Linked DNA regions of Homo sapiens: region 1 is linked to region 2. Evidence: chromatin contacts called from ENCODE Hi-C or POLR2A ChIA-PET data. All regions are on one chromosome and are shown on one strand. The core of a region is the stretch at or near the end of the contact, and the rest is flanking DNA. Distances in the headings are between cores, read along the strand shown. Region 1 holds the start of LINC01582 (long intergenic non-protein coding RNA 1582). Region 2 has its middle 35 kb from the start of LINC02251.

The links. Hi-C counts contacts between places; a loop is a spot of excess contacts on that map. ChIA-PET counts read pairs that join two places held with the same protein, here RNA polymerase II (POLR2A). Pooled maps may share reads with other maps.
Region 1: POLR2A ChIA-PET joins it to region 2 with 13 read pairs in BJ. The contact joins the promoter of LINC01582 here to the enhancer-like site in region 2. A Hi-C loop is called at or near these places in 5 of 168 maps with a recorded cell type or tissue (adrenal gland, endothelial cell of hepatic sinusoid, endothelial cell of umbilical vein and 2 more) and 5 of 50 pooled maps. POLR2A ChIA-PET finds 5 or more read pairs at or near these places in 2 of 52 experiments (BJ and MCF 10A).

Annotation. Positions count from the first base shown.
Region 1 is chr15:98,084,345-98,090,679 of GRCh38, reverse strand. It overlaps LINC01582 (long intergenic non-protein coding RNA 1582), which reads left to right and starts at 1,927. Exons shown (of 4, transcript NR_120325.1): 1 at 1,927-1,982; 2 at 4,906-5,058.
Region 2 is chr15:98,034,403-98,040,823 of GRCh38, reverse strand. No RefSeq gene overlaps it. Among named protein-coding and RNA genes, the nearest start is that of LINC02251, 35 kb to the right of the region's middle. Within about 2 kb of position 4,988, at least 3 of the 41 ENCODE cell types and tissues checked have a DNase peak (open chromatin) inside an H3K27ac peak, as active enhancers do.

The sequences.
Region 1 (6,335 bases), core at 678-3,177, 53 kb before region 2:
AACCATGAGATATAGCTAGATCCATTCCTTATGCCATATAGGTCAGTGAATTATGATTGGATTAAAATTCAAATCTGAAAATCAAGACAGTAAAAGTACTGGAGGTAAATTTAGAAGAATTATTTTCTAGTTTTGGAGTAGTTTAAAGTTACTCATGTGAGACACAAAACTCAAACTAAAAGGAAAGAAGGTATTTGACTAATACTGACTTTGGAAATAGTTGAATGAGAAGCAGGGAACTTTTCAGTTCATTATTCTTTATATATGCTGTATACACACACACACACGTATTTTAAAGGAACTGTTCACTATACATGTAATTTGTTTTGAGACGGAGTCTCGCTCTGTCGCCCAGGCTGGAGCGCAGTGGCGCGATCTTGGCTCACTGCAAGCTCCGCCTTCCGGGTTCACACCCTTCTCCTGCCTCAGCCTCCGGAGTAGCTGGGACTACAGGCACCCGCCACGGTGCTCGGCTAATTTTTTTTGTATTTTTAGTAGAGACGGGGTTTCACCGTGTTAGCCAGGATGGTCTCTATCTCCTGACCTGGTGGTCCATCCGCCTGCGCCTCCCAAAGTGCTGGGATTACAGGCGTGAGCCACTGCGCCCGGCCCTATACATGTTATTTTTTAAAAACAAGAGAACTTTAAAAAATGTGACAAAAACGTACATCAAAAAATGTATACTTCTTCAGACCTTGAAGAAATATATTCTACATTTTTACAGCAGACATTAATGAACCTTTAGTCCTGTGTGTCTGTGGCTGACTGCCACAATTACTACTTGAGACCGTCACTATGACAGTTATTACTGTTACTACTTGAGACCGTCACTACGACAGTTATTGTTACTACTTGAGACCGTCATTACAGGACTGAACGAAAGGACAAACGTAGAAATGATTAAAAAAATCTGTTTTAAAGGAAGGGGAAACCGGGAAGAAGGGAGCTCCCTGCTTCTAGTGAGCGAAGGCAGCCCCCCGAGCTTCCACAGCCCTTCGCATTCATTGGGAGAATGAGCAGGGAGGAGGCCCTAAGACTGGTCAGCTGTTTGATTATCACAAGTTCTCATTACTAACAGGCTTCAGTTGTGTCTAATCCTAAACACTTGCACCTGGGTGGTGACTGCCCTCAGCAGTCCTTCTGGGCGGCAGACACAGGTTGTCAGTTTGCCAACACCCTGCTCTCATGAGAAACAGTTTGCTGCTTACTCACGTGGCCTCCAGTGGTATACTGAGTTGATCACGACCCTCAATCTTTCGGCCCCTAAGAGCCGCAGGGGGGTGGGGAGGTGCCAGGCTGCTGAGGCCTTTGGGTTCCTAGGCTGCTGGCATTTTAAAACCACCACTGTATTCCACCTCCCCTTGGATAACACGCAGAAACAGGCCAAGAAGAAATTACCTGCTGTTGGTTATTTCTATTTCAAATGAATACTAGCTGAACATTTACTAAATGACATTGTCAGGTTTCAGCAAAAGCGGCCTGTAATAGTTGGGTGAGGACAGGGAAAGACTTTGAAATGGGCAGAAAAGATTACGGGATGTCCTGCAGGTTCAGTGTGCTTTGGCCTATTTTTCAACTGTCTAAATTTTCGCCGCCAAAGTCGCCAAAACCGCCTTCGCCGCAGCTGCAGCCAAAGCCTCCTCCTCCTCCTCTTCCTTCTCTCTCCTCCCTCACCTCCTCCTTCCTTCTAGGAAGCTTACTGGAGTGAAACTTGAACGTTTTCAAAAAAAAATCATTAACGCAAATGATTCTTGTCCAAAGAAACAGAAATAATAGAAGTGTGAAGGGGCGTGGGAGGGGGTTGAGATGTGCCGCGTTCAGGCCCGGGGCACCGGCGAGGGTGGGCGTGTGAGCGGGGGGTGGGGGCGTTAACGGTGTCTTCTCCCCACAAATGAAAGAGAAATAGTAAATTCTCCTGCGGGTGGCGAATCAGGAGGGAAGGTGGAGCCCACAATCTTTGCAAACTCTCTGGGGAGCCAGGGGTTGGTAGCTGGGAAGACTTGGGTGGTGACCCTGGGGGAGGGGAAGGGGCCGGGGAGCGGGGAATGGGGGCAGCCCCTGGGGAGGAATGGGAGAGGGAGGAGGACGCCAGGGGCACAGGGACAGCCTCCGGGGCGGGGCGCGGCGCCAGCCTAGCCCGAGGATGGAGGCTGAGGCCGCCTGTTGAGTCACAGGTAAGGGGAGCCGCTCTGGCCAGGCCCAGGGCCGCCCTCGTTCCTCCCGGAGCGCAGCGACAGCTCCTCCCCGCGTCTCGGGTTTCAATGGCTGGGCCTGCCCGAAAGCTCTGGGCCCCCGCGTCCCAATTTTTTCTTTATTTTTGAAGGATAATATTGCTGGACATAGAATTCTTTGTTGACATTGGTCAGCTCTTTGAATATGTCATCCAGTATCTTCTGGCCTCCGTGGTTTATGGTGAGAAATCAGCTTACTGAGGATCCTTGAACATGACTTGTCTCTCTCTCGTGCTTTCAAGATTCTCTCAACAGTTTGATTATGATGTGTCTGACTGTGTATCTCTTTGAGTTTACTCTACTTGCAGTTTGTTGAGCTTCTTAGATATGTAGATTGATGTTTTCCATCAAGTTTGGGAAGTTTTGATTCGTTATTTCTTCAAATATTCTTTCTATCCCTTTCTCTGTCTCCCTTCTTTCTGAAGTTCTTCTAATCTACATCTTGCTTTGTTGCTGATGTCCCAAAGGCCTCCAAAGCTGTGTTCATTTTCTTTCTTCTTGTTCTTCAAACTAGATAATATCAATTGACCTATCTTCAAGTTTGCTATACTCTCTTCTGCTTCTTCAAATTTTGTGCTCAGCTCCTATAGTGAAATTTTCATTTTAGTTGTACTTTTTAACTCCAGAATTTCTATAAATTTTTCAAAAATATGTAATTTCGATCCCTTTGTGAATATTTGCATTTGGTGAGACATTGTTTTCATAATTTACTGCAGTTGTTTAGACACACATTCTGTTAGCTCTTGGAGCACATTTAAAATAACCAATTTTAAAGTATTTTCTAGTAAGACTAAAGTCTGTACTTTCTCGGAACCGTTTCTATTAGTTGCTTAATTTCCTATTATAGAGCCATACTTTGTTTCTTTACATGCCTTGTAATTTCTGTTGATGACTACTTAAAATAATACATTGTGACACCTCTTAAAATCATTATCTCCCTCCCCAGAGTATATTGTTGGTGCTGCAATTTTTTAGCTGTTTTGTATATTTAATAATTTTTTTGAACTAATTCTACAAAGTCTGTACTCTTTGTTACTTGTGGCAACTGAAGTCTCTATTTGGTTAGCTTGGTTGTTGAGTAAGGATAGGACAGAGATTTCTGTAAATACCAGAAACCAGTAAATCTCCAAGTCAGGTCAAATACAGACAATCTTGCATGTGGAGTCTTCCAGAGTATTACCAGACAGGTCTGACGAGACAGTTCCGAAAGGACAAATCTTTGGGAATGAGGCTTTAAAAACAGCTTCATTCTGCTCACTCTGGTGGCTCCAGTACCGCTCCAGGAATGTGGGGTGTCATTTTTCAAGGCCACTGCAGGAAAGGAAAGTGAGGCATGAGAGTGAATCAAGGTAAAATGCCACAAAGCTTACTGTTCTTATTGAGAATTGGCTGGTTTTCTTAAATACATGCTTCTTGAGTTGCTACAAGTCTTTGGTCAATTTCTAGAGGTCAATTTCTAGAGTTCTGGAAAAGTTGATTCTAATAATCTTTGCCAACTTTCTCCTTGTTTCTGTGGAGAACAGAAGTTTTGTTAGTCTTTATTTCCATCATTTATGCTGACTTCACTCCTTGATTTTTAAAAAATTAATGATCTAAATAATAGTCATATCTCTCTGTATGAAGAACAGAGTGCTCTGGAATATGATTTTTGGGGGGGTTCACATCCTGGCTTTGCTACTTACGGGTTTGTGGCCTTTGGCAAGTTACTTGTCTGTGTATCAGCTTTCTTTTATGAACTGGGCATATTAATAGTACTCATCTCATAGGTTGGTTGTGACTATATAAAATGAGTTAATATGTGGAGAGTTCCTATAAGGATGCTTAGTACAGAATAAACATTTGGTGAATCTTACCTGTTAAAACAGCTACTCTAAATTTTCACTACAATTCCACACAGTTGATAGGCCGCCGCCTTCTTCCTCCTCCTCCTCTTCCTCCTCCTCTTCCTCCCCTTCCCTTCCCCTCCCCTTTCCCTCTTCCTCCTCCTCCCTTTTCCTCTCCCTCTCCTTCTACTTCTTCTTCTGCTCCTCTTCCTCTTCCTCTCCTTCTTCCTCCTCTTCCTCTTCTTCAACCGAGCTACCCAGGCTGTAGTGCAGTGGCGCTATCTTGGCTCACTGCAACCTCCACCTCCTGGGTTCAAGCAGTTCTCCTGCCTCAGCTTCCTGACTAGCTGGGACTACAGGCACGCACCACCACGCCTGGCTAATTATTTTTTTTTTTTTGTATTTTTAGTAGAGATGGAGTTTCACCTTGTTGACCAGGCTGGTTTCAAACTCCTGACCTCAAGTGATCTGCCCACTTAAGCCTCTCAAATTGCTAAGATTACAGGCGTGAGCCACTGCGCCTGGCCCTGATAGGCCAACTTCTAAACTGAGATTGATAGAATTATTTACTGAAGTCACAGAGGTAGTGAGTAATTGATTCAAGCAACCTTGAAGAGTTGCTGCATGAATTAGAGATAATGTGTAAAATTTTAAGCTCATACTTAGATGCTGCTCATTCAATGGGAACCAGTCCTACAAATTATGGCTCTAGTATTTTCTCCATAGTGGGTGAACAGTACATAGTTCCTTGACTGTTTAATTTTTTTAGATGAGTATATGTATTTATATTTAAATGTATCTTGCAGTTGCATGAGGGTTTTGCTGAAACTTTTCTTCTGTTCAATATCCAGGTTTTGGCAGAGTTCAAAGACTGGGAAGCAAAGTTCAGCCATGTTGGGCCTTTGGGCTCATAGATGAGCAAGGGTACCCCAATATGAGGGCTCAGCAAATTCTGGAACTTATCAGTTCTGAAGACCTTTAGAGGAGAAGGAGACAAGTAAAAGGTATTTCAAAGCACAGTGAATGGGATAAAAGCAGGGATCAGGAGTAGCTAAAAATGGAACAGGTGGCTTACATAAATACCAGCTGTGCATTATGGTCGATTTTATTGCCAGTTTGTAATGTTGTCCATGGCTATTTTACAACAGTTTTCTTTATTCCTGACATTGTTGTAAATCTTGCTGTAAAATTGCTCTAATGCAGCAGAAAGGCTATGAAATGAAATGGGAACTCCAAGGATCAGTTGATTGTAGTGGAATGGAAGGGAGGCTGAGGATGCCTAGAGAGAAAATAAAGGAAAGCTGGGGGAAAAAATTAGTGGGTCAAATATCTCATTATGTATGAGAATTTGTCCTCTTAAGTCAGTTTAATTGTGAGCAAGAGCAGATAGCACTTTTAGGATGAATCCACCAGGTGGCACCATCGAAAACATTTCTTAGAAGGCCTCTTTGTCTAGATTCTTAGAAGAAGTTAGTAAACCTGTGATTTTTAGAGGTGGAAACAATACTTCTCATTTTTGGAGGGGGAATGCATGGTGTGTATTATATTATCTTCTGTACTTTTTGTATTTGTGTGTATATATTACAGTTCTAAACACTGAATAGACCCCTTTCTCAAGAGATACAATGTCAACTTGGGAACTTGGGTCAATTTTGTAGGGCAGATTTGAGCCAAGCATCCCAGATTTAGGGATATATATATACACACACACGCACATATATGTATACATATATATGTATATATGTGTGTGTGTGTGTATGTATATATATACATATATATATATATATATATATATTTTTTTTTTTTTTTTTTTTTTTTGAGATGGAGTTTCGCTCTTGTTGCCCAGGCTGGAGTGCAATGGCGTGATCTCGGCTCACTGCAATGTCTGCTTCCCAGGTTCAAGTGATTCTCCTGTCTCGGCCTCTCGAGTAGCTGGGATTATAGGCGTGCGCTGCCAAGCCCAACTAATTTTTATTTTTAGTAGAGATGGGGTTTCTGCATGTTGATGAGGCTGGTCTTGAACTCCTGACTTCAGGTGATCCACCCACCTCAGCCTCCCAAAGTGCTGGGATTACAGGTGTGAGCCACTGTGCCCGGCCAGGGATATATTTTTATACCTTTTGGTTAATATTAATATACTTTGGGTTTTCTTCTCCTTTCTTAGCCTGGGAATATCTAAGCCTTTATCCTTTTAATTTTCCTTTTTATCATCTCTGCCCGAGAGGTGAAGAGGAGTACTAAGTAGCCCTCTCTACTTCTCCTCCCAGCAGCTGGCCGCTGG
Region 2 (6,421 bases), core at 3,739-6,238:
CTCCATTCCAATTTAAATACATTATTAAAATTAAGGATGGGGAAAAAAATCTCTTCATACCAGCCTTACACCCATCGGATATCGTTTTACGATTTGCTCCACTGTTGAGTTCAAGCTCCCCAATGTCTTGGCTCTTATAGCAAGGTCTATGTCAGGGCAACAGTGCCCTGTTCCATCAAGTTCTAGCCAAAGATGCCACCGGGAAATGGACTGAACAGCTTCGGGGACCCTTTGAATCCATATTATGGGCAATTTTCAGAGCTGGAGGCTGAAAAAAAAAACCCTGAAAGTAGAAGAATAAAATCAGATTTTAATTGAATTGCTGCAGTGTACTAGTAAGGCTAGTTAAGCATATCATTAATTGTTGTAACTATAGCAACAAGATTAGCTGGAACTATTAGGGTAGGCACCAGGGGTTCAGTGAGAGACTCTTAAGAAGACAAGTGTTGGAAATTGCAGAAAATAATTCATTCTCCTCCTGTGGTTCTCTAGAGGGCCTCATGCTCTTTAGCAACCCCAAATAAATCTATATAATAATATTTTCTTAGATTCATGCGGTTTCTTTTATCCCAAAAGACCCCGGGGTGCTTTGCAAGCCATGAACATAAATATAGATCTGGAATAATGTATCGGGACAGATTTTCCTAGCGCTTAAACAACTCTCTCGTGGTTTGTTCTGCACCTTTGGAAGCTCCATCACCTTCAGGATACATGCAATCAGTAATTTATTAAGTGGCATCCCCATAGGCCCAGGGCCTGAAAATTCTGGTAGGAAAAGAGATGGGCTCCAGAGATAGTGCTTTTATTTATTTATACCCTATGTCATTCCAAAAAGGATTCAAGCAGCCTTGCAAAATACACAGAGCGCATCGGGATAAAATAAATACATGAGGAAATCCAAGGCAGGGGCAAATAACAGTAAGAAGAAAACATGTAGCTCTGTGGAAATGTTAGTATAGGAACTGCAGAGAACAAGCTCCTACAGAAGAGCTGAAGGTGGGTGTAATTGCAGCTGTTCTTCCTGCTGGTCGAAAGGAGAGGAAAACGGAACAGCTGCAGGCAAAAGACACTTAGTGCAGCAACTGTAGACTCTACCCTTCAGCAGCATGAATCTCAAGCCACCTCTCAAGTAGAAGGAAGTCAAGGAGGGCCTTCTAAAGGTAGACTTCCATTCAGCTGTCAAATATGGATTGATCATCTATTTTGTTCTTGGCATCTCCCCTTAATACTGGGCAAAATAATTCAGCTTTGATGCTTTCTGATATTCTGGCTTGATCTTTGGCTAAAATTTAGAGTTCAGAGCAGAGGTACCAAAGTGATGTTCACAGGACAGATACAGGGCAGAAATATGTTGCGTCTTGCCATTGTGGAAGATTTACATTCCAGTCCAGATTTCCACTTCTCTTGAAAACATAGAAACACTGCGATGCTGCATCCATCTTTCCACTATTGCTGAGTAGAGGCTGACCACTTGGCTGGAACAACTTCCCTCGGTGCATACTTTGCACTATGACATACTCCCGGTAGCTGCTCCACTTTTTGTCACCTGCCTGGCTCCTATAAGCATTTGAGTTTTTTTTTTTTTTTAAATCTCTGATCTAGAGTCATGTTCATATTGTTTATCTCTGTAGACTCTGTGATGAGAGTTAGACAGCCAAAGGGTTTAGTGGTGGGTTTTTCCAGGCCAGTCTCTTCAGGCACCTTCCGTTAGGACACTACAGTCAAGGCCTTGGCTCCTTCTGTGCCTCTCAGGTGGATAATCTTCCCAACTCTTCTCTGCTTATCTAAATCTCATCTGTCACTAGGCTCAACTCAAGATTCCTTCCTGAAGCTTTCTCCAAGGTTTCTACTTCATTGATCTTCCTCAAGGGACTACACCTGAACTTTCAAAGGGAGTAGGAATTGATTAAAAACAACAACAACAACAAACACATCAACTAGCCAGGAGCAGTGGTACCTGCCTATAATCCCAGCACTTTAGGAAGCTGAGGCAGGAGGATCGCTTGAGGCTAGGAGTTTGAGACTAGCCTATCATGGCAACATAGCAAGATCCCATGTCTACAAACAAACAAACAAAAATAGCCAGAGGTGGTAGCATGCACCTGTAGTCCCAGCTCCTGGGAAGCCTGAAGCAGGAGGATCTCTTGAGCCTGGGAATTCAAGGTTACAGTAAGGTATGATTGCACCACCGCACTCCAACCTGGGTGACAAAGCAAGACCCTATCTCTCTCTCTCAAAAAAAAAAAAAAAAAATTAACCTTGCACCATTCACAAAGTGACCTGCCTGTGAATGTGTTTTCTGTTGCCCCTCTCCTAACACCCCTTTCAAAATCACCCTTCTCCCACATTGCATCCACATTGGATGAGTTTGTGAGGCTGGAGCCACCATAATGAAATCAGTGTCTTTATAAGAAGAGAAAGAGTAAAGCTCACTGTCTCCATCAGCGATCGTTCAAAAGACAGGAGATCGTCCACCCATCATCCATGTAGAATCTTACCATGCTGCACGGATCCAGTATGGCAAACCCTCAGGGGCACCAAGCAAGGACAACTGTAAACTATTGGTGTTGACAAGCAAATGTCTGGGTAACACATCCTTTTGCACGTAGTTCGAGTCTAGTTCCCTGATCTCAACAATGAAGAAGGATCTCATTGAGTTGAGAGCTGGTAGATCATTAAAACATTTTTTGAAAATGGATTATTTTGTGAATTTTGGCATATGGTTTGAAGCCGAGATGGTGCCACTGCACTCCAACCTGGCAACAGAGCAAGACTCCATCTCAAAAAAAAAAAAAAAAAAAAGACTGACACTGCTATAACAGTACTCATTTCATTCCTGTTTACTTACATATATAAAGAACATTTACTCAGTAGATCTATCAAAGTAAAAAATAGTACTGGTAGCTAATTCTTTTTTTTTTTTTAATGGAGTCTTACTTTGTCACCCAGGCTGGAATGCAGTGTCATGATCCTGGCTCACTGCTACCTCTGCCTCCTGGGCTCAAGCAATTCTCCTGTCTCAGCCTCCCAAGCAGCTGGGATTACAGGTGTACGCCACCACACCTGGCTAATTTTTGTGTTTTTAGTAGAAACAGGGTTTCACCAAGTTGGCCAGGCTGGTCTCAAACTCCTGGTCTCAAGTGATCTGCCTGCTAAAGTGCTGGGATTACAGGCATGAGCCACTGTGCCCTGTCCCTGGAAGCTAATTCTATCCCATTTTAGCAATATGTAAAACAAATTTAAAAACTTTATCTCATTAAATATGCATTTCAGTAAAATTTTATGAAGACTATGTATTGTATACTATCAATAACTGTAATAAGTCAACCTAGAGAAATAAAATTATGCCAAGTGAGTGGAATACAAATAAGAGTTCAAGAAGAAAAAATGAAATTTCTGTCTATTAAGAGGAACTTGTTTGTAGATTTTTAAAGTGGATGATGGAAGGATTAATCACCGTGATATCTAGATTCTATTAGATATATTTAAAATGAAGGATCAGCTTTATTTTTAAAAGTCAATAGTTACAATGTATCAAAAAAGCATATTCTCTGTAACTTTGTAAACTTAACCATGACACATTTTAGAAGTACATCTATAAATGCACCACTTAGTATGCAGTTTTTAGAGTTCTTTGGTAGGGAGTCCCCAGATAAACAGATTTAAAAAACACTGTTTTAGGAATTATAGTTTCTCGTAGAAATTTAATTTTTCATCATATTGCTATGCACACTTGTGCCTTTGATTTATTATTTCATGGCTTCACGTCTGGCCTACACAGTTAAGAGTCTTTGAGGTCTGTGAATTGCCAGTTGCGCAGTGTTTATCAAGCATCTGCTCTGTGTTCAGAATAGTAGAGGACCAAATACGGGACGCAGATTTTCCCATTGAAGAACATTTATTTTATTTAAGGAAAGATGAAAAATAAAAGCAAACCAACAGTAAAGTCCATGTTTAAAAGACAGGTGGACACCTTGTGTTTGAAGATCATTTATCCTCTACTTTAGCTGAAGAATGAACAAAAGCCAGTAAATAATAAAAAAAAAATTCTGACCAAACCAGATTGAACGTATAGACAAAAACCCATAGGTGAAAACATTAACACGCAAAACCTTAAAGATTTATTCAGAACTTATTTACTTATCCATTAAAACAATATTAAGGAGTTGTTTCTCTGTTGTCACAATTAAGATAATATCAAAAGTGAAGAATTATAAAGGAGGTCAGAAATTAACACTTTCCCTCTGTAGGTGGTGTTATGGGCTGTATGCTTGCAGCCCCCAAAATGCATATGATGAAGCCCTACCCTGCAGAGGAGGTGGGTCCTTTAGAAGGTGATTAGGTTTGGATGAGTTTGTGAGACTGGAGCCACCATAATGAAATCAGTGTCTTTATAAGAAGAGAAAGAGTAAAGCTCACTGTCTCCACCAGCGATCGCTCAAAAGACATAAGATTTGTCCATACATTGACCTTGGACTTCCTAGACCCCCTGAATTTCTAGAAAAAAATTTCTGTTGTTTAATCTGCCTGGCCTATGGTATCTTGTCATAGCAGCTCCATCTGACTGAAACAGAACATGAAATGTCTTCTTAACAGTGAAGGAGGAGATGAACGCAGAAAAGACATGAAAGGCAAGGGGTTTTGGCCTGCATGGTATAAGATTGTACACCACATTAGCATCGCTTAGAGTGGAGAAGAATTAATTATAATTAGTATTCATCAAAATAAATGCACTAGATTTAATTTGCTTACCAAGGCAAGAAAGTGTAAAATAACTTTTAAAATATTTCTCTTGAATTTTTTAAAATTTGAAATTAAATTTAAAATTAAACATAGATTAGCTTTTAACTAGAAAATTCTTGTAATGGAACTACTCATTTCTGCATGATCAGCAGGCTCTGTTGCATGTGAATCAGAGGTAAACAATGTGGTTTGGACTAAAGGTTCTCTCTCCTCACCTGGCCTAGGCCTGCCCAAGCAGTCAGTTTTGCACCGTCTTGCAAGGTAACTGGAAATCATGCATAGAAAGCAGCTTACTGCTGTCTAGAATGACTGAGTAAAGAAAGTGGGCTTCTCTTGACCCAACATGAGGTTATGTAGTTTGTGTTCACGCACAGGGAACCAGGCAGAAGCTCTGAGCTCAAAGCTCAGTCTGCTGGCAGTTTGTGCCTTGATTTCTGTGATTGATAATGAGGTCACTGTCCTTTAGCAATAGCCCAGGGGCAGACAAGATCATTTAGCTCAGAGATTCAAAGCACAAGAGATTTTTCAGAGAGGCAAGGAAGTAGGGGGATGAGCGGCTCTGAAGTTTCATTTTTTAAAAAAATCACCTTTAAAAAGTGGTATATGTCAGGCACCTGGCACGGTGGCTTATGCCTATAATCCCAGCACTTTGGGAGGCTGAAGTGGGTAGATCACCTAAACTCAACAGTTTGAGACTAGCCTGGGCAAAATGGCAAAACTCTGACTACAAAAATAAAAATTTGCCAGGCGTGGTGGCCTGCACTGGTAGTCCCGGCTACTCCAGAGGGCGAGGCAGGAGAACTGCTTGAACCTGGGAGGCAGAGGTTACAGTGAGCCGACATCGGGCCACTGCACTCCAGCCTGGGTGGCAGAGCAAGACTCTGTCTTGGGAAAAAAACAAAACAAAACAAAACTGGTATATGTCACAATAGTTCATAACTTGAAGGTAAAAAAAAAAAAAAAAGAAAATGGTATATAATCTGATCATTAAAAATCAAGTAAAATTAGCAAAAATCATATGTAATGATAAGCACTTGACATTTTGATGTGTGGCTCTTACCAGTCTTTTGTTTTCTTTATGTATATTATAACTACATAGCTACTTATGTATGCCTGTGTCTGCACGTGTGCATACTTGTGTGTGTGCATGCATGTTTGCACATGTGCCTGCATGTGTGTGTAGGATTCGTATTGTAAACTTTTTTTTGTTTAGCAATACATCATGAACATTGTTCTATGCCATTAAATATTCTTCCATATCATAGCTTTGAGTGGTACATAGCATTACGATGTAATTATGTATCGGGATTTACTTAACCCATCCCTTTTTACTGAACACTTGGTTGGTTCGTTTTTCATTTTGTTTTAGTTTTGTTGCTATGATAAACACCTTAATCATAAAAAAATGCATGCTAATGGATGAGTGGTAGTTTTATTCTTGTTCCTTCTCATGTCTGTCCAGACGTTTGCAGAGTGAATTGTCTTTGATCATTTGTGGATTGAAGTTTCTTATTCTGGTGATCCCCAGAGGATGGCCTGTCCCATCCCTTCTTTTCTATTAGGGTTGGTGGTAAAGGGAACTTGAGGAGAGTTAAGAAGTGAGACTGGAGAGAGCCCCAGGGGAAAACATAGCACAGTTCTCAGGAACCGAATTGACAGCAGATCTGGGTAAGTTCAA